2 separate regions of the Mus musculus genome follow, and region 1 is linked to region 2. Evidence: chromatin loops called from intact Hi-C (ENCODE). Cell type or tissue: heart. All regions are shown on one strand. Each heading gives the region's core, and the rest is flanking DNA. Links, peaks and the distances in the headings are about the cores only. Region 1 overlaps Map4k3 (mitogen-activated protein kinase kinase kinase kinase 3). Region 2 has its middle 22 kb from the start of C230072F16Rik.

What was found. A loop is a pair of places that touch in the nucleus more often than their neighbours do. Peaks named below come from ENCODE experiments on the same cell type or tissue, not always from the same donor. Only the 100,000 strongest peaks of a DNase experiment are listed, where the experiment ranks them.
Region 1: a loop joins it to region 2, with 8 times the contacts of the local background. A loop is called at or near these places in 2 of 42 quality-filtered maps.

Annotation. Positions count from the first base shown.
Region 1 is chr17:80,678,094-80,688,100 of GRCm38, reverse strand. It overlaps Map4k3 (mitogen-activated protein kinase kinase kinase kinase 3), which reads left to right. Exons shown (of 34, transcript NM_001290345.1): 2 at 7,176-7,233. Among named protein-coding and RNA genes, the nearest start is that of Map4k3, 45 kb to the left of the region's middle. In heart, for the core only: no CTCF peak of the experiment used is centred there; no DNase peak of the experiment used is centred there; H3K27ac peaks cover 360 bases.
Region 2 is chr17:80,869,692-80,879,698 of GRCm38, reverse strand. No RefSeq gene overlaps it. Among named protein-coding and RNA genes, the nearest start is that of C230072F16Rik, 22 kb to the left of the region's middle. In heart, for the core only: a CTCF peak has its summit at 4,197 (motif pointing left); no DNase peak of the experiment used is centred there.

The DNA.
Region 1 (10,007 bases), core at 4,320-6,819, 190 kb after region 2:
GAGCATGACTGTGTACTAATAAAACTTTATTTATAAAAACACACATTCTTACTTATCCTTAGAGAATCTGGCTCTACTGAGTCCTTTGTTTATGCTAATTCAAGGTTTTCAAGTAGAATGACCTTAAAATATACCATCAAAATTAAATAAAAATTTAATTCTAAGAGTATGGAAGCACATTGTTAGAAATGATAGACAGTAGACATGCAGGAAGAACACCCTGAGCAAGCCAGGGATATTTGCCACCCTGTCATTCTCCTGTGAACTAGAAGGTTCCTTTGTGGTGGACGTGTACCTGGTGCAGTTAGCTGTGGAAAAGCAACAAGATACATACTCATTCAGGGTGAGCATGGATCATCCATTTCCTTCTGACGGGGTGTGTGTGGGCCACACCCAGTCCTTATCCTCCCCCAGTGCACAGAATAGCCTGGTGTTTGCTTTGTGTGTGTGTGTGTGTGTGTGTGTGTGTGTGTGTGTGTGTCTGTGTGTGTGTGTGTGTGTCCCCGTGGGCCTTTAAGCCTCACTTTCCTCTCTGTGTCCTTTCCCCTCATCCCTTCCCTATGTTAGACACTTCCTGTCTTTCAGGTCTCAGCATGGATGGTGTCATCATCAGGAAGCCATCAGACCCAGAAGCTAAGTGGAGCAGGTGTCTGTGGCCACATCCTTAGACCTGGCTGTGCCTCAGAAGTGGCTTGGTGTTAGGGACAGGTTCCTGGGTTCCACTTGGAATCCCTTGATTCAGGGCTAATGTTTTGTTTGTTTGTTTTCTATTTCAGCATACTGTTTTTGTATACCCCACCAGCTGGGTTACTATTTGGAAGCTATTTAGAATACGTTTATTGTATATGTTGTTTTAGGAGGAATCTTAGGAATAAATAGTCTCTTCTATCTTGTTTTTGCAGAGTAGAGGGGTCAGGAAAAGGATCCAGTGGCCATTGCTTGCTCAGATCCACCCTGCGGCTTATTGCAATCTTAGCTGTCATTTCACACCCCATTTCCATGTCCACAGTGAACATCCTCTTCTACAGGATAAGTGTTGAAAGCTCTAGGTGCTCAGTACCCAGCAAGGGTCAGTTTTTACAACGATGGTTGTCTAACTGTGGTACCTGGCCTGCCCCGGGTGTTGGTGATTCCTCTTGATTGGGCTGCTTACTTACCTGTATTCCAATGTGCAGAGGACGCTCCTCATACCTGAGCGTGCTCAGCAGTGTGAAGTCAGCTCAGGAAAACAACTTTTCTATACTAGTCTAATCTGTCTGAAAGCCTCCCCATGGCTCATTCAGACAAAATCTCAAGCAGATCTGAAATCAAGAATTTTCAATGGGCTGGAGAGACGGCTCAGCTGTTAAAAGCTAGGGTCACAATCAAAAATATAAGAATTTTCAAGAGCGTTTGTAGACTGAGATTATTTCTAAATCTGTAGGATTCTCATCAGGCCCTCTTCAGTTTGAGAAAGATTACCTAGGGTCTGCGGGAGTGTGGGGGTGTTAGGAAGTGCCGAAGTGAAAATAGGTTAAGGGGACAGAGTCAGGATAACCTAAGCCTAGCTCTTAAGCTTAGGACCTAGTGATATGAGGTCTGGGATCTAGGCCCAGGACTGGGCGCTGTGGTAGAAGTGTGGCTGGTGCTGAGGAACCACAACTTGTTTGGTTTGGCCAGAGCATAAAGTAAAACTTTGGGAGTAACTAGGCAGATAGGTGGGGGCCAGATAATAAAGGGTTTTATTGAAGTTAAAAATACTGTGTTTCACAACTTCATATTCACATGCACAAGAATGAAATTGGAAACTCCCTATGGTGCAACATCATACAGAAAGTTACTAAAAGTGGATCATTGACCTTAATGTACGGGTGGAAAGTAAAGCCTGTTGGCAAAGAGCTCTGGCATGCTAGCTTTCTCAACCGTCGAGAAACACAGAGGGACAAAACAAGCCACGTTGGACTTCATCAAAATAAATACATTAATGCATCAAGGAGATGAAGGCGGGCACTAAGGTGTAGCCCCAAGCTGATGTGCTTGCCTGCTAGGCCAGTGAGACGGGAGGGGAAATGAGAAGAGCTCCTAATGGGAGAGAAAGTGTGCATGGTGTGCAGATTAAGGTCTAAACTTCTGGTGGTGTTTTAAGTGGATGCGCTAGGAGTGATGACGCACACCTGTAACTGGGTTCTAGAGGCGGGTGGGCATCCCCATGGGAGAGCCAAAGGAAAACACAAAGTAACAGAGTTCCAAGGCTATGGGGAACTGAAGCAGAATGTGTTAGTTGAGATAGTACAAGACACTAGAGCTGCTTTGGAAAACAATTTGGCAGCTCTTCAAACAACTTTTCCATTCTAGTGATCCATCTTCAAAGTCATGGGCCTGGAATATTATACAGCCCAGCATTTTTTAGTACATTTAAGGTCTGTATTTGAGAGAATTAGAAACAGGTTTACCCAGACATTTATATGGTTTCATATATAGTAGTAAGTAGTATTTATAACACACGAATATGAAAAGAACCCATGTGTTATGTGTACTGTTCTTGTCACTCTGAGCAAACACCTGAAAAGAAGCACCTTGAGGGGAAGAGGGAAGCTTTATTTTGGCTCCCGGTTAGATGGGGCGTGAATCCTCACGGCTGCGAATGGCTGCGAAGGGAGCTCCATCGTGTTGGAAGTGTGGACCTGCGAATCCTCTTGGCATGCCTCAGAACAGCAGGGATGCTCAGCCGGCTTCCCCCTCCCCTGAGTCTGGGCTGGGGCCTCAGCCCATGGGATGATGCCGGCTACAGTCGCCGGTGGTCTTCTTCCTCACTTATAATCTCTGCAAGCACAGATATGCCCAGAAACGTGTTTCCTCAGGGACCCTAGGCCAGTTGAGTTGACACTGAGGATTAACTACCTCCTTCTGTATCCTTCAGCGATGAGTAGAAAGCCCGACTGTATTTCTCTGCAACGTGATAGTATTTGTGAATAAGAACATTCTGAGTAGCAGGAGCACTAACCAGTGACCCCGTGTTGCTCAGTTCCATTTAGTGAAACATCCATACTACTCAAGACCCCAGGGACGGGAGAGTGGGAATGATCGCTGTGGGCTTAGGGGCTTGCTTTTGTTTTGGTGCTGTGGTGAAATATTCTAAAATTCAGCAGTGATGGTGCTCCACTAACTAATCTATGAAGTGGCCGCAGTGAGGTCCTCAGTGAAAGGGAAACTGCTGTGGAGTCCTCTGAGGGCTGTCAACAAACAGCAAGGTGTAATGCTCATGGCAGGCCACTTCAGTGTCTGCTTTTAAGAAGTATGAAAATTCTATTGCAATACTGACTTTGGTTTTTTTTTTTTAAAGTTCATACATGCTAATATCTTGGAATGTTAGCCTTGCTCATTTGAAAACTAAATTGCTTGAGCTGAATCAAAACTGATAAATCCAGAATAAATATTTGAGATATTATTGACTTAATCCTGAAATAAGTGATTTTTTTTTTTAAAGATAGGGTTTTGCTACATAGTCTTGATTGGCATTGCACTCTCGTACTGCCTCGGCATCTTAGTTACTAAAATCCCATGTCTGCAGCTACCAGTGTGCCACACAATCATAATGCATTCAAAACTCCATGGTTTCTGATGAGAAAAGGCTCTGAAATAGAAGTCCCCTGACTTCCTTTGGACCTCTACCCCGCCCTCACAGAGTATTACCAAGTAAGATACACTGAGTTGCACTGCAGAAAGCAGGAGGAGGGGGAGCTCTTAAGCCGCCTGGCTCCGGCCACTGGAAAGAGAGCACCAGAAGTTAATTATTCATCCCAGAGAGACTGGGGTTTGGAACTGATACCTTATAGCAAGTTTTTGACAGACCTTTTGAATTAATAAGTCAAAGAGTAGTGACAGACCCTCTGAAAGCATAGTGACTAGTGGCTTATTTCACCTGCTCACTAGGAGTTTACTGTCATGATTTCTCAGCTGAATATGGCTAATGAGAGCTCTGAGTAAATCAGCTCTTAGCCAAGTATTTTGAGTGCAGCAGCCATTTTGAAAGGACATTTGTGACTTTGTCCATGAAGAGTGTGCCCTCCTGTGGCCTCTGGGAACAAATTTTCAGCTCTGATCAATCAGCTTCACGTTGTGATGTCACACAGTGGAGTCACCATACCTCTTTTCAGTAAACAAGTGAGACTTTTGAACAGGTCTGATTAGAGATTCACTGAGTCAGGAAGTAGCATCCGGTTTTATTTTCGATGCCCAGTGTTTCCCCCAGGTCACCATGTCCCTGTTTGCAGATGCTCCACAGTGACATTCCAGGTTCATTGTTTATGTGATGTCTCATCCTGGAGAAAGGAACAGAATTTACTCAGTGCTGTTGGGGGGTTTGTCACACTTAAAAGAAAGGAACTTTGGCTAGAAGTACTCAGATCTGTTTTCCATTGTCTCCATATGGGCATCGTGAGTATTTGTTAGTGATGAAGATTATAAGTTGAAGAATTTTTAAAAACTTTTTTATATGTATATTTGCCTTATGTTTGTGTTGTATGTGCCTGGTGCCCATGGGGGCCAGGAGAGGGCATTGAATCCCCTGGAATAGGAATGGTGGAGAGCCGTCATGAGGGTGCTGGAAAAGCATCCGGTGCTTTTAACCGCTTCACCATCTCCTTCAGCCCTAAAGATAAGATTTTTAAATGAGTTTTCCCTGCATTTTTTAAATTTTTAACTTTCTATAGGGAATATATTAGTTACTTTCCTACTGCTTTGTTAAAACACTGTGATGTAAGGAACTTAGAGAAGAAAGTGTTTATTGGATTGGCTTTTCCAGAGCGTTGGAGTTCATGAGGAGGGAGCGAAGGCATGGGGTAGAAACAGCTGAGAGACCGTGAGCAGGAGGCACTGAGGGCACTGGAGATGACCGGAGGCTTTGAAACCTCAGCCTCCCCCACCCATGACACATTCTCCAACAAGGTCATTCCTCGTCACCCTTCCCAGACAGCCAACTGGGGACCAAGTATTCAAACAACTTAGGCTTACAGTGGGGTGGGAATCACACTCAGATACCACAAAAAGAATCTTTTGGATTTAAAAAAAAAATTAAGGCAGAGTCTCACTTTGTAACCTTGGCTGACCTGGAACTAACTTTGTAAACCAGGCTAGCCTTGAACTCGTGTCAACCGACACACCTGCCTCTCCCTCTCATCAAATGAAGTGCTAGGATTAAAGGTCTGTGCCACCACGATGACTCTAAAAAAGTAGTGTGTGGCATATGTATAATGTGTGTTTGTGCATGTTTGTGTGTGTTGAGGTCAGAAGTTGGCATCAGTGTCACCTATCAACTGCCAACATACTTTCTGGAGCAGAGATCATCCGGATGCTGGGATGACAGGCATGTGTAGCCATACTCGATACCTGTGCCCTGCTTTTCTGTGGCTGCCGAGGACTTAGACTCAGACCCTATTGCCTGTTCAGCAAGCACATTACCACGGGAACCTTCTCCCGGCCCTGGGAGAGTCTTAAGTGCATATTTTTAGTAAGAGCTTAACTTTTTTTTCTGCTTTCTTGTGTACTTCCCTAGTTTGCTTACGTGTGTTAGTGGAGGGAAGGAGTATATTTGTTGGTGTGTGAATGCTGCATATGCACGCCTTTGTGTATGGGGACTCAGGTGTGTGCAGGTGTTGAGAGGACATGTATGCAGATGTGTTCAGAGACCCAAGTTTGACGGCTGGAGGCATCTTCAGTGCTCTCATCTTACACGTCGAGGCAGGGTCCCTAACTGAGTCCAGAGCTAGCTGCTCCTGCTGTCTCTGTAGCCAGCTTGCTGTGGGGGTTCCCTGCCTGGGCCTCCAGAGAGCTGGGTTTTACATGAATCTTGGGAAGCTGAATTCCATTCTGACCCCCAACTTCAGCACAACAAGTGTTTTACCCGTGAGCCCCCTCCCCAGTCCCTCTGCTGGTATTTTAATGCCCTGGTACTCCCATGTTAATTGTCAGATTTTCCCCATCTATTACTAAGGGAGGACTGCAGCTAAATCTAATCCTGGCCATATGATAAGATCTTCCTATAATCGTGGGATTGCTTATGTTTTTCCCTTTAGACTGATATAAAAATTAATTAAATGTAAACACTAAAATACTTTGAAAATTCTTATCCAGTTTTATAGCATCTTAAATTGTTAAAGATTTACTGCCATTTTTTTAAAATCAAGTTCATAGATATTTTCTACTTAGATAAACAGTTGTAAACACTCATAGTCTAATATCTGATTGATTTTTGAGGCAGAAGGCAGGGTTGTGTAGCTCAAGATGGTCTCTAATTTTGAACAGTCTTCCTGACTCTTCCTAAGTGCTAGGATTGGCAGGCATGCCCTCATACCCAGCTTATGAATTGGCTAGCTTCTGTCTGTCCATCCCTCCCTTTTTAGATTAAAGATGTCATATAGCCCAGGCTATCCTTCAATTTCTGTAGTAACTGAGGATTATCTTGAACTTCGGATTTTCCTGTCTCCACCAGTGGATTATAGTGCTGTGGTTAAAGATGTGTGCCATCATGCCTGGTTTTACTAAGTTGGGGGTAGAACTCAGGGCTTCAGGCTGCCGTGCAAGTATTCCACCAATTGAGCCAAATCCCCAGCTCCATGAATCGATTTTTAAATTAATTTTATTTTTCATGAGTGGCTTATTTTGAATACATTGATTTTATTGGCAACATGTGGATTTGAAGTGACATAAGGGGGCTGCTTTCATAGTTAGATTCTAATTAAAGATTTCAGGCCAATCCCCTCTGTAGTTCTCCCAGCCTTTGCATGAAGAGCTCTGTAGTGTAATGCTTGGAGGAATTCACTAGGAAGTCTGGAGAAGACTTCCTGGCTTTGAGTCCCAGTGCTTCCACGTAGCCAGTGGTATGACCAAGCAGGCTTTTCACTTCGTTTTTCTTATTTGCAACACGGAACAGGACTGGTTTTTACCTTACAGGTCCTGTAAGAATCAAGTGAGTATCAAGCCACTTAGAACAGTGCCCAGTTAGTGTGGCAGTAAGTTTACACTTAGTGCTGGGATTCATTATGAAGGACTTGGTGCTGGCTGGCTGTAAATTAGATTGTAAATTTAATTATAATGTAAATTAGATACTTTAAAAATATTTATGATTGAAAATAAACAATAAACTGATAAGCTTATTATAGCTTTTTTTTTCATGATCTTTCCTCTTCTTCTTTTAGGCACGGAATGTCAACACTGGAGAATTAGCAGCAATTAAAGTGATAAAATTGGAACCAGGTAAATTATTTGAAATTTGATGTTTTTTATTGCTAGAAAGTCATTGTATATCATAGAGTAATTTTTTTATAGTTCATTTTTAAAAAATGGTCTTTGTAGTTCAGGTTGATCTTAAACTATTGATCTTCATACCCCAGCATCCTACGTCCTGCAATTGTAGGCATGCCTGGCTAATGCTTATTTTGATGTTTGATTACCATTCGCTGGTTTGCTCAGTGTCTCTCCTTCCTTCTTCCTCTCTGAGCCCAGCATGGGCTTTGCTCAGGTTTTCCTAGAGAAATGGTTGGTAGCTCTGGGATGGAGAGTAGGTCCGCAGGGGATGTGACATCAGAACTCCCCAGACTAACTGTGGCAAGTTTATACTAGCTTACTTATTTCCAGATGACATTGCTCTGTTATGAGAGGCAAGTGTGGTCCAGTGGGAAAGACCGGCCTACATTTGGGAAGCTGTAGTCTGGGTGTTTGTGTCCTGTCCTCTTGCTCTGTGTCCTGAGTTTCTCAACAGACCTCACCAGCTCTTAGCACCTGTGTGTCATTATATCTAAATAGTCCTTCCGACTTGATCAGCCCATTATAAAGCCTCTCAGAGCTGTCTGCTCTACTCTGTTCTCCTTTGTGTTCCCCTAAAACCTCCATCTTCCTGAGCCTACTGCTCTCTCATATCCTCCTCTGAACCACCTCGCTCTCTCCTTGCTACAGTAAGCAAGCCATCACGCTGATGGGTAGATGCAGCCCCCAGTACTTTAGGTTTTAGCTTCAGGGGGAACAGAAATCTATTCAGAGACACAGAGACTTTCTTTTTTTTTTTTTTTTTTAGGGATGGGCCAGCTTTTCTCTGAATGACCAATAATATTCTAGATGCTTCAGGCTGAAATATAAAGTAACATTCTGAGCTGCAAAACCAGACCACCTTCTGTTAGAGTTGCCCTACCCTTGACTTAGCTCATTGGTAAATTCCTTAGAAGTACCATTAAGATGGAACTTGGAGGATGTGTTGCTTGCTTGTGTAAACCACAGGAAAATACCATGAGCACAGAACACATTTTCAGTTAGATGCAGTTACTGATTCCCTATACTGTAATTACCTTCCAATATCGCCAGTAGGAATTGTTTGTTTCTCTACTATTCAGTTTGTAAGACCGATGTTTGATGTTGGTGAAATCCGGACAACAGTGGAGGATCTGGCACGTTCACCAGACCTTTTATTTTTCATCAGTGAGTAGAAGTTACTTGGTGATCTGGCCAGGAGTCCCAAGTCACCAGGACTTAACGTCATTCTCCCACATAGGCTGCCTGTCTTCACAGACTTCTACGACTCTGAGGGAATGAGCCTGCTAAGGTTGTACCCTCGCTCTTTCATATTTCCACATTTTAATAAAACATTTTCTCAGCTCTGAGCTAAAGTCCTGGCACAGAATCTACTCAGTATATCTTAAAATCTCCTTAAAAATCAAACTAGAAACTTAGAAAGCTGTCATGCACTCAGTTGTTTTCTGATATGTGTACTGGGTGACTTGTGATTTATTTATTGGTCTTCAACATTGCTGTGTATTAGAAGATGCGCAGTTACAGAAAGACAAGGAAGCCGTTCCTTTCTACTACTCCCCTGTCGTTGTTCCTGTCTTGGGGAATGTGTACTTCTCTCTGAGTTTGGCTGGGCAGTTGAAATCACAGACTCTGAAAGCAGCTCTTTCCCTACTGGGCAGGACTTGGTCCCATTCCCTATGGTTTAAGGATTTCTGTTTCTCATCTCTAAAGGAGATAGTAATAGTCGCTTCATTTTCAGATCTGTTATGGGAGTTAAGCAGGGCATGTCTAAAGTAAAGTACTTCAGTAGAGCCTGGCATTCTGCACTGAGTACGGACTGTAAGGAAAAGGTTGCTATTGCCACTGTGCTGAAGTTCCCAAAGTGTGACCAGCCTTGTTTTGTCCATTCCTGGTTACCCTCCAAGCACACACACACACACACACACACACACACACACACACACACCACACCACACCACACCACACCACACCAGTTTGTGTTGAATCAGATCTGAAGCATCAAATCATCTCTAAAAATATGTCAGTGTATAAAGGGAATAAAAAGTGAAAAGTGACAAAACCCTTGTGTCTACTACTGGTGGGAGTGTGAGACAGTGCTGCCACTCTGGAAAACATTGAGTTCTGTGGGTTTTTGTTACTGTGGTTGGTTTGTTTGTGTTTGTTTTGGAGATAGGGTCTCACTATGTAGCCCTGGCTGTCCTGGAACTCACTGTGTAGACCAGGCCACCCTTGAACTCAGATATCCGCCTGCCTCTACCTCCAAGGTGCTGGAGTTAAAGACTTGTGCCATTGTGTCTGCTGTAGTTCTTTCTTTAAAAGTGCCTGTAGATTTGCCACAGTGACTGGGCAGTCACGCTGTCATTTCTAGCCCCACAGCTTGCACACGAGCGTCAGTAGTCATAGTACCCCTGTTCTGGAGTCACCGTGACCCTGGCCTGTGACCCTGGCCTGTGACCCGCTGCTGTGGAGTGCAGAGATGGGAGGGTCCCTGGGGCTGCCTGCTCTTCACAGCCTTGTCCACTGAGAGACCCTGTCTCAAGGGAATAAGGCCAAGAGTAAAAATCAGAAAAGGCAATGTCCTCCTCTGGCCTCTGTATATATGCATGGGCTTGCACTTGGTTACACACAGGCATGTGTATATCACATATGAAATTTCTTTAAAGTGCTCAATATATAACCAAGAGACAACTAACAATATTAATAAGTTTCTTACTAATAAAGTCCCC
Region 2 (10,007 bases), core at 2,776-5,275:
TATATTGTGAGTATATTCCTGACAGAACATTTCCATATTGTTTGAGCATCATTGTGAACTAAATTATCCATTTACAATTTTATATATCTGGTGATTGGAAGTTTCTCACAGACTACCTGGCATTTCAAATTTTGTCCTCTTCCACTCTCTAGGTTTCTAGTGACAATCGTTGCAAGGTAAGTTCACATCGTGACACCCAGGGTAGCCCTGAGCCTTCAAGCCATGACACTGGGTGACCCAGAACTGGGTAAATAATATACATTTCAGGAAGGCATAGACACACAAGAATGACTAGCAATAGTATTATTATACATAAAGTTGCCATAAACTACATAAAGATGTACCAATAAGCCCCAAAACACCATCTCTCCAACTCAGCATTCCTATATACAGATCCCTAAAATGCCTGAAGTCTTTTCTAAGCCACTCCATACCTGGGAGATTCTGATGGGAGAAAGGAAGAGAAAGAAACAGGTTTGTTTTTTGGTTTGTTTTTTTTTTCCTTATTTTTGATGCATCTAAGTTATTCTTATGCTATAACTTTTCCTTGCTGATGACTATAGGCATTCTGTAACCAGAGCTCTTTATTCTATGGAGCGTTCTAATGAATTGTGTCAATACTACATGCTGTTTCATCTGAAATTTGTCTTTAGTTTTGGGTTTTGTATTGTTTTGCTTTGCTTGTTTGTTTATTCATTCGTTTGTTTAATGACAAGGCTTCATGTAGCCCAGGATAGCCTTAAACTGTGTAGCCAAAGATGACCTTGAACTTCTGCCTCCGCCTACCAAGTGCTGGGATCATAGGCTTGTACTACAACATTTGGTGGTATGCAATGTTAAGAATCCACCTCAAGGCAGCATCTATGCTAAGCGAGCACCCAGTCAATAGAACTACATCCCTCGCACACAAGACATTGATAAGACCCTCTCAGGACTTTTTACAAGAGAGGAACCTTGAAGCATGAGCATTGGAAAGTGTACAGTAAATCTGACTCCACAAGAAGACAAAATGCTATAGGAGAGAAATAACTTTCAGAGACCATGTTGCATGGCCTTTCTCATGCAAAGAAGGAGAAGCTGGGGTTCTGTGGTTCCTTAACAACAAGGCTGAGACAAGATTCTCATATACTTCTTCCATTACGTTTCTAGCTCTGTGCTTTCCCAAAAGCCCAGAACTTAGAAAGCTAAACGTATGTCCAATGCATATAAAAGGAAATAAAATATTGGAAGAAGTGCCACTCTAGATTTCATCTAGGCAAAGTACCAAGTAATATCATTTGTCTTAGGAATCAGCCTTGTGGCCACTCATGAAGTACTTGCCAGTTGAGATACGTAGCTGCTTTATTGACTCTTATTCTACAAAGACAAAAATTCCATTCCTAAGTTGTAATGTATATGTAGATAACATGTTGTTTGATACCAAAATAGTCATTCTCTACCCCCCCAGAGAACAATAGGATTAGTGGATGCTAATACCAATGCTAATGTTAGCCTATTACAAATGTGTCATGCTGTGGCTCTATTCTGATTTGTGCCTTGAGACACAGATTTCATATCACTCACAAATTACAGTATCTATTTAGTTTTTATAGGCTGCAGTATGTTCCACACTAATATTTCAATTTAATCTTTTCTCTCTTGAAGATTTATTTTGTCTGACAACCCACATATACCATGTAATCAAAACAACCTAGACATTAGACATCTGGGCCATAGTGTGTTGGTCCTCCTCCATGATAAAACAGCTTATTGAATGTTCCTGCATGCTAGGCGCCATGATACAGAAAGAGCAGGCAGGAGATACTGGAGAGAAGCTTACAAGGGGGAATTGGTCAAGTCATTTGCCCTTGGCAGGGCTCTTAAACTGTGGGAGAAACAGACCTCTGGCTCAATTATTAAAGTTCAGTATGGTTCAGTGTAAAGAGATAGGAAGCAGGGAGCTTATGAAGAATTGGACTTGAACTGTGTATCAGGGAGCTCCCACTTGAACCAAGACTCAAAAGAAATTATATATCAGCCAGAGAAGAGGAAGGGCATTTATAAAGCAACCAGCATGTGAAAAAGTCTAGAGAGGTGGAGGAAGTGTTTGGAAAATAATTGAGTGTTTATTTGGATGAACCTAGAATCCTTGGAACCTAGAAGGTTGGAGCAGGAAAAACGCAAAAATTCAAAAAGCATTCCAACATCCTGGGGAGGCTCTGGGTATTGTGCTGTGGAGTTTAGACTTGCTTCTCTAGGAAAATGCACTTTTATGTGGCATAGGAACTTAATCCTGTAGGTTCAGGAAAGCCAGTGACAGGAAGCAGGAGGTACTGCTATGTTGCATGCAGCAATGCAACAGCAAGAACTAAAGGGCTGGACCACAAAACTTGCAATCACTGTGATTATGGCATCTGTTGGTAAAGAATCCCAAGAGATGTCTTTTATTGACTGTGTCATTGTCGGTGTCCGTACCTGAAATGCTGGGCTATGGCAAGACTAGAGTCACCCTTGCCTTATTTCAAGCAGTTGTCCATAACATAGGGTTACCTATAACATTCATATAAGCAACTGGCATGTCTCCCAGGGACCTATATTTAGTTCTTTCTTCCTACTTTTTTCTTTCTAATGACTTTGTATGCTGACCCCTTTCCTCTGCTCTAGGCTGGTCAATAACCAGGATGAGATTTAGAGACAGCAATGACGTAGCATCACATGGGAAAACAAAGAAATCCACCATCCCAATGAGAAAACGAGAGATAGTGAATTACTATAAACAGCAGTATATGATCTCCAAATTCAGAGCTCACTGGTAAATGGCAGATTAGAGGGGGAGGGAAGATTAAGCAGGGAGACATTTGCTTATACCCAACACTGTGTCTTAGGGCCTGAGAATGGGGGCATTGCCCACACAGCCAGCTTGCGGGTCTGTTTGCTAGATGCTGGAATGAACAAAGTCTGTAGAGAGGACAGTACAGAGGGAGAACCTCCCTCTGCCTTCCCATTAGCAGCTCTGCTTGTGTGAGGTTGTCTCCCCTGAAAGCTGAACGAAAAAAGAACCAGTGGCTCCCATGTCTACCCAAGAAGCTAAGGCCTTGACTTCTGTGGTGAAGTCAAATGTGGCCAAGGACTCTCTCTGAGTCTGAGAAGCCACATTCATCAATTTCTTCCTATCATGTGTCAGTATGAAGACAGAGAGGCAGATATACGTTTCCTTGACCCCTAAAACATGTTCCCCTCTAAACAAGAGGTCAGACATAGCTAAGTAGAAGACAGGAAATGTCAAATAAACATCTTATCCAGAAAAACTTAGATTTTTAGAGAGGCATCAACCACTCTTGCAGTACAAGTGCATCCAAACATTGCATGGGACGCTCTTACAATAAATAAGCTGTTGTTCCAAAATTAAATAAAACTAGAGATTGCATGCTTTCTGTCAGCCCTTACTCTATGGAGCATAGACTCACATCTCCACATCTGAGTCAAGGTCTCAGAATCCTAGACATGGAGGAGAACTCTAAAATCAGTCAGTCCATCATCTTAAATGAATCCATGATGAAACTGAGGAGACCCAAAGAATTGCCAGAACTCACCCCAAGTCACACTATTAATTAACAGGAGACAGGGAATACAGCACATCCCGAGGCTCCTATCGCAGTGTTTCCCCCAACCCACCCTCAGCTGTCACCCTAAGCCCTTTTTGTCCCTTGGCTCACTAGCTCCCAAATTACTCAAAATCCCCCAAGGGCAAAGGAATCATTTCTTTTAATATCTCTTTCCAATGCTTTATGAGCCCTGGCAGAACAGTCGGTATAGAGGAGCTGGCCATGTGGCTAAATTACCTGGACACCAGCCACCACTCTCTCCTCACACCTTCTGCCTGAGAGTCTGTTGTGGCATTCTGTTTGTTTGTCTGTTTGTTTGCTTGTTTGGGTTGTTGTTGCCGCTTTGGCTCCTGGGAGGTTGGTACCAGCCGTTAGCCAGGTGTAAAAATTATTGTCAACACCCCAAAGGCTATGAACTGTAATTTTTCTAGATAACATAGCTTTTGGGAAGAATCGTGAGGTAATGAGTTCAAGAAAAACACACCTGAGGCCTGGGGCTGTGTGAAAGACAATTCTGTTTTAATCAGCTTCCCTTTGTCCGGAGCTTCCTGCCAAGAGCCAGTGAGGCTCGGAAGAGTCCCCTTCTCTCCTTTCCCCTGCTTCCCTCTTGTGGACAAGCGGGCAAGCCATCATGACAGTGGTTAGGAGGAGGGAATAAGACCTCTGTGGCCACACAGACTGATACCTCTGATGTCTTCATTGCTTGGGGGATATGTTTAATCAGTTCTTGACAAATGGGGGAAACAGCAGCTTCAGAGACTTCTATCCATCTCACATCCCACACGATTTTATCCCCCAAAATAAAACCCACCCCCCAGCCCCTTGTCTAATCTCCACATTCCTGATTTCCTTTTATTATAACCCACTAAAGATGTTGATTTCTTAGAATCAATGCCTTACACTTCTGGGAACCAGGTTGCACTAGTCTACTTAGAAGAGACCACAGGTACTAAAGCAGGATGCTGGGATGTCTGTTGATGAGAGTGGTATTTATTTAGTACCTACTATCTCTTCCTCTACTCACAAGCTACACAGTTCCTCTCTTGTATCTATGACCTTCAGGGCAGTCAGTGAAACAGATACTGGGATTTCTGCCCACTTCACCAATGAGGAAGGGAGGCCTGAGAACTTTAAATAACCCCCATAATCTCCCGTGGGAACAGTGGGATTGGGATGCAGGCTCAAGAAGATCTGGCTGTGGACTGGAGAAAGACTTTCTACACCGATGAAATGGTCTGCTGCGTGTCCAATATGGCAGATATCAGTGACAAGAAGCTACTGAGCATTTGAATTGTAACTATTGTAAATAAGGATCTAAAGTTTTACTTGTTTTCTACTTTTAATTTAAAAAGTCACTAACGACAAGAAGCAACTCTGCTAAACCAAATGATGTATAATGTAGTACCTGTATTATTCTAGTTGACTGGGCTCCATATCTGCTGAGCCACACATGTGCATTCACGCATAACCCCCCAAGTATATCAAGGATGTATTTAGCTCTATCATCCACTTGGACCTCATTGCACACACTGGAAAGCTGATAGTTGATGTCTGTCCTGTTTGATTCCGTAAGGCAGGAGGAGATGAATTGATAATATAGGAGACATGGGCTCTTTGCTCTGTAAGTAACAGATCACATCATTTTTTGCAACTTCCTTCTCTTGCCCTGTTCAAGGACAGAACCATACTCTAGGATCTCAAAGACCCCTTCCAGCTTTACACTCTGGGGTTGGAAATGTCCCTCAGAGCTCCCCTCCACCATCAAAGGGGCACATGGGCAGACAAGAGCTGCAGGTGAGGAGACTGGCACCAGCACTGATTGCCTGGGAAACAGACAGCAAGCGTGCTTGATTGTACACATCCAACACCTCATAATATATAGGGTTCTTTTTTTAGCGCCCTAATCAGAAATTCATTTGCATAATTAACATCTTTAGGAATAATTGCAAATGACACATCTGTTCACATCGCCCCCTCCTTGGCAAACTATGTGTTATAAACATAGTTTCTTTGGCTTTGTAAACACATGATGCCTGGCCTTTCCTTGTTGCTGTTGTTACTTGCCATTCTGGGGAATTTACCGCCCTCAGTGACCCAAATCTCTATAGTCTCATGCTGTTGGGGGTTGAACTAGTTACTCTTCTATTGCTGAGAAGAGACATCATGACCAAGGCAACTTATGAAAGTATTTAATTATAGTTTCAGAGGGTGAGTTCATGACCATCATGGCAGGAGCATGGCAGTAAACAGGAAGGCACAACACTGAAGCAATAGCTGAGGGCTTGAATCCTATCTCCAAATTGGAAACAGAGAGAGAAACTGGGTCTGGTGGAGGCATTTGAAAGCTTGCTGTCTAGTTAGTGGAATGGGGTCATTCTCCTTCAAACCACCATAGCAGTAGTAGGATCTGTTACCAAATGCCCATTTTTGACTAACCACAGAGCAAGATTATTAACTTTGGCTCCCTGGACCAAGGTTTCAGAGAATGCGTGAAATTTTATAAACCTCTGGATAAAAAAGGAAGATATAAGTATGTGTTCTGAGGTGAAGATTCCCAACTTCTATCAGTTGCAATAAATGTCCATACCTGCCCATATGCATACACAAATGGCTCACAATCACATATCATATGATTTTATTCATATGAAAGTCCAGGACAAAGTATCCACAAGGATAAAGACTTTCTAAAGGGTAGGGTATGGAAAAATGGAAAGATGAGGAATGATATCTAAATATGGAATGTATTCTTAAGGGGATCCAAATATTCTAAAACTGACTGATAGTCACTACACATATCTATGACTGTACTAGAAATCATAGAACCATATGTTTTAAGTGGCATGTGAACTGTATTTCAATTAGACTCTTTTAAAAGGATAATCAAGAACTACTTAGAAAAAAAGAGCCACAAGCTATAGATATGTACAAAAAAATAATAATGCTGAGTTCTCTCTGTTATTAGAAAGCCTTGAATGATACCAACTGTAGTCCTCCTGGTTTGATTGTGCAGCTTACAGCCTCCTTGATGGCATGAAAAGGAAGCTCCAGACAGCATTGGCCAAACTCTAATGAACACAACAAGAGCTCCATGATGACTTTTAATATTCAGTGGCCCAACATTCTCCTGATGGTCGTGTATTAACTGCTTTTTATCACAGTGACCAAATACCTGAGAAAATGGCCAAAAGGAAGGAAGAAACAGTTCGGACTCAGAATTTCTGAGGTTTCTATCCACCATCATGTGACAAGGCAAAATCATCCTGCTGATAGGAAATGGTGGAGAAAAATGGATTATTTTATCATAGCCCAAAAAAAACAGGAAATGAAAGAAGAGTCCTGGAACAAGATATGAACTTCCCACCTCAGCCCAGTGACTTGCGTCCTCCAGCTAGATCCTACTTCCTACAGCCCATCACTGGACTACATGGGTGAACGTAGAGTCCTTGTGATCCATTCTCCATTCTACATCTCAGGACTAAGTCTTCAACTCATGAGCTTTGTTTATGACAGAAGGACATTTTTCATATATATAAAATATAACACCTATGGCTAACACAGCTCTAGACCTAATGCAATAGTAGAACTATTTGAGATTCAGAGGCAAGGCTTTAAGATGGCTTCCAAGACACTGCCCTGAGACCACTATGAAAAGGAAACCAGTACCACCAACCTCACTGAAAACTACCACAGAGGCACCAGATCACACTTAGTACCATCTGCCACATTCATGAAGGAAGCCATCTTGGATCCTCCAGTTCAACCCAGCCATACAGTGATCCAGATAAAGACAATACAGGAGCCATTTGGTCAACCCATAGGACTTGGCAAATTACAAATCACTATGACTTTTAGTAACTACATTTGAGACATTGATATACAACAGCAGGAAGCAGAAGGATTAAAACACATAACATGGGGTCTCTCTCAGACATCTTGGGCTTATTAGTCATGCTCCAGTCAAGCTTTTCTTCTACATATGCATGGCAATGTCACCACACGTATAGCTTTTGTTGCTGATCTGCCATGTGAAGAAGGCAAGAAATGTCCCCGTTAAGGATCTCTTTAAATTTTCACTGACTTCATTTCTCAGGATGCCTTGTCTGGGCAGCCTCAGGGTGTTTGGTGTTTTATTGTACTGAACTTGGGTCATATTTTCTCCCTGATGTGAGGGTTATGATTCGGGTTTAAGATTGGAAGAATGCTAATGCAGGGTGCCTGGAAAGAGAGAAAGGAAATGGGGGTGGTAGCAGTAAGAGGGAACAGTATTCCCCTACCTTGACTCTCAGCCCATAGCAAAAGTCTAATTCAAGGAAAAGGTAGTATGGAGATTTGTGGTGTTTCATCTATGTTTTTATCTTTACTGGGTTCAGACTCACCAAGGAAACACATCCCTGCCTGTGTCTATGAGTGTGTTTCTAGGAATGTTTAACTAAAGAAGAAAGACCCAGCCTGTATGTAGATGGCAAAATCCCAGGGACTGAGGGTCCCCAGCTGAATGAAAGCAGAGAGCTGAACACGACCATTCATCTCACTGTTTCCAGACTACGGATGCAATATACCAGCTACTCCTGCAGTTCTGCCTTTCCCACCGTGGTGAAGTGTATCCTCACATGTGAGCCAGAATCAACCCATCCTTCCACAAACAAATCCTTGGTTCCCTGCCACAGCAGCAAAATAATAATAATAACAACAACAATGAGTAGGAGATTAGTTTGTTATAATTGCTGTTATTGTTTTGGTTAAGTTTGTTTTGGATGTTAATGGCTCTGGAGATGGAACCCAGAGCCTTACAAATGTTAGGCAAACACTCTACCACAGAGCTGTATCCTCAGCATGAAGGTCTAATTTTGAGAGAAGAGAGCTGACGCTGGAAGCTGAAAGAGAGTTGCCACATCTGCTCTAGTAGCTTTAGAGGCCAGGAGGGAGAGCGGGCTGGCAGTCTCTCCTCCCTTCTGCCCCACACTGCCATGTATACAGACAATCACAATCACCTGCTTCCTCACGAGGAACATGACATAGTGGAGTCTCAGTCTCAATGAAGACACAGTCAAGCTGTAAGGTCCCCTGACAAGCCGAAAGACTGTATGAGCCCCTCTTCAAAGCAAAATCACAGCTTTATTAGAGATTGTTGGTGAAGGTAACATGCAAATATTTTCTTCCCTCTGTCCCTGCAAGGGATCGCTTCCAAGACAACTCCCATCACTTGAAAGTCAAAACTCAGGTTCTCAACGCCCCTCTTTAAAGTGGCATAGTAAGGACTGGAGAGATAGTTCATCAATTAAAAACACAAGTTGAGGTCCTGGATTCGGATCCTAGCACTCACATAACAGCTTACAATATGCTGTATCTCTAGTTCCAGATGATCTGACAACCTCTTCTGTCCTTTTGCAGGCACTAGGCACACAAGTGATGCATATGCAGGCCAAACACTCATACATATGAAATAAAAAAATAAATACATATTTAAAATGACGCGCTTACATCTAACCTACGCACATCCTCCTGTAGACTTTGACTCATATGCATAAAGCATACTTACTTGATATAGCTGCCTACTTTATGTGCTTAAGTAATTTATATTTTATACTTCAAGATACTGCTTATAATATTTAACACAATGTAAGTGGTCCAAAAGTGGTTGTTAGTCTGTATTACTTAAGAAATGGTAAGGAAAACATGCTCAGGGCATATCCAATGTTTTCTAAATAATTTTAGCACATAGTTGATTGAACTATGAACCTGGAATAGCTGAATGTGGAGAAGGACCTGCCGTATACGTAAGTATCGTGGGCGAGGTTACAGGAAACAACTACGTTTCTAGTTCAGCTACTTTTCTGTAACATGGTCCTGTACTCAATCCCCCACAGCCTAGCCTTTAGCCTAACCTTAAGGGGATGCTGCATCGACTAATTTTAGCTGCACAATTTGACAATTTGATAATAGCTGGTAACGGTAGAAAAATTCTTTCTTGTGTCCCAGTAATTCCACTTCCAGGTACACACCCTGTAGAACAAAATTCTCACATGGGTCTCAGCAAAGAAGTAACATTCCGGCATTTTCTGTATGGAATTTTCTATAAGGAAAACATGCTTATAAAATGGTGAAGTTAAATAAATTAGGGTTATTTGTGGACTGTGTTCCGATGGAGCAGCTAAAATAATTGAATTAGATCTGTTAGCATCAACATGAATTAATTACAAAAGGATGTTTGTGTTTAAAAAAAATGTTAAGCCAGGCATGGTGGCGCATGCCTTTAATCCCAGCACTTGGGAGGCAGAGGCAGGCGGATTTCTGAGTTCGAGGCCAGCCTGGTCTATGCAGTGAGTTCTAGGACAGCCAGGGCTACAGAGAGAAACCCTGTCTCAAACAAAACAACAAAACAAAACGTTAAGGTATAGGAGTTGAATATGTATCTCGTTGGCA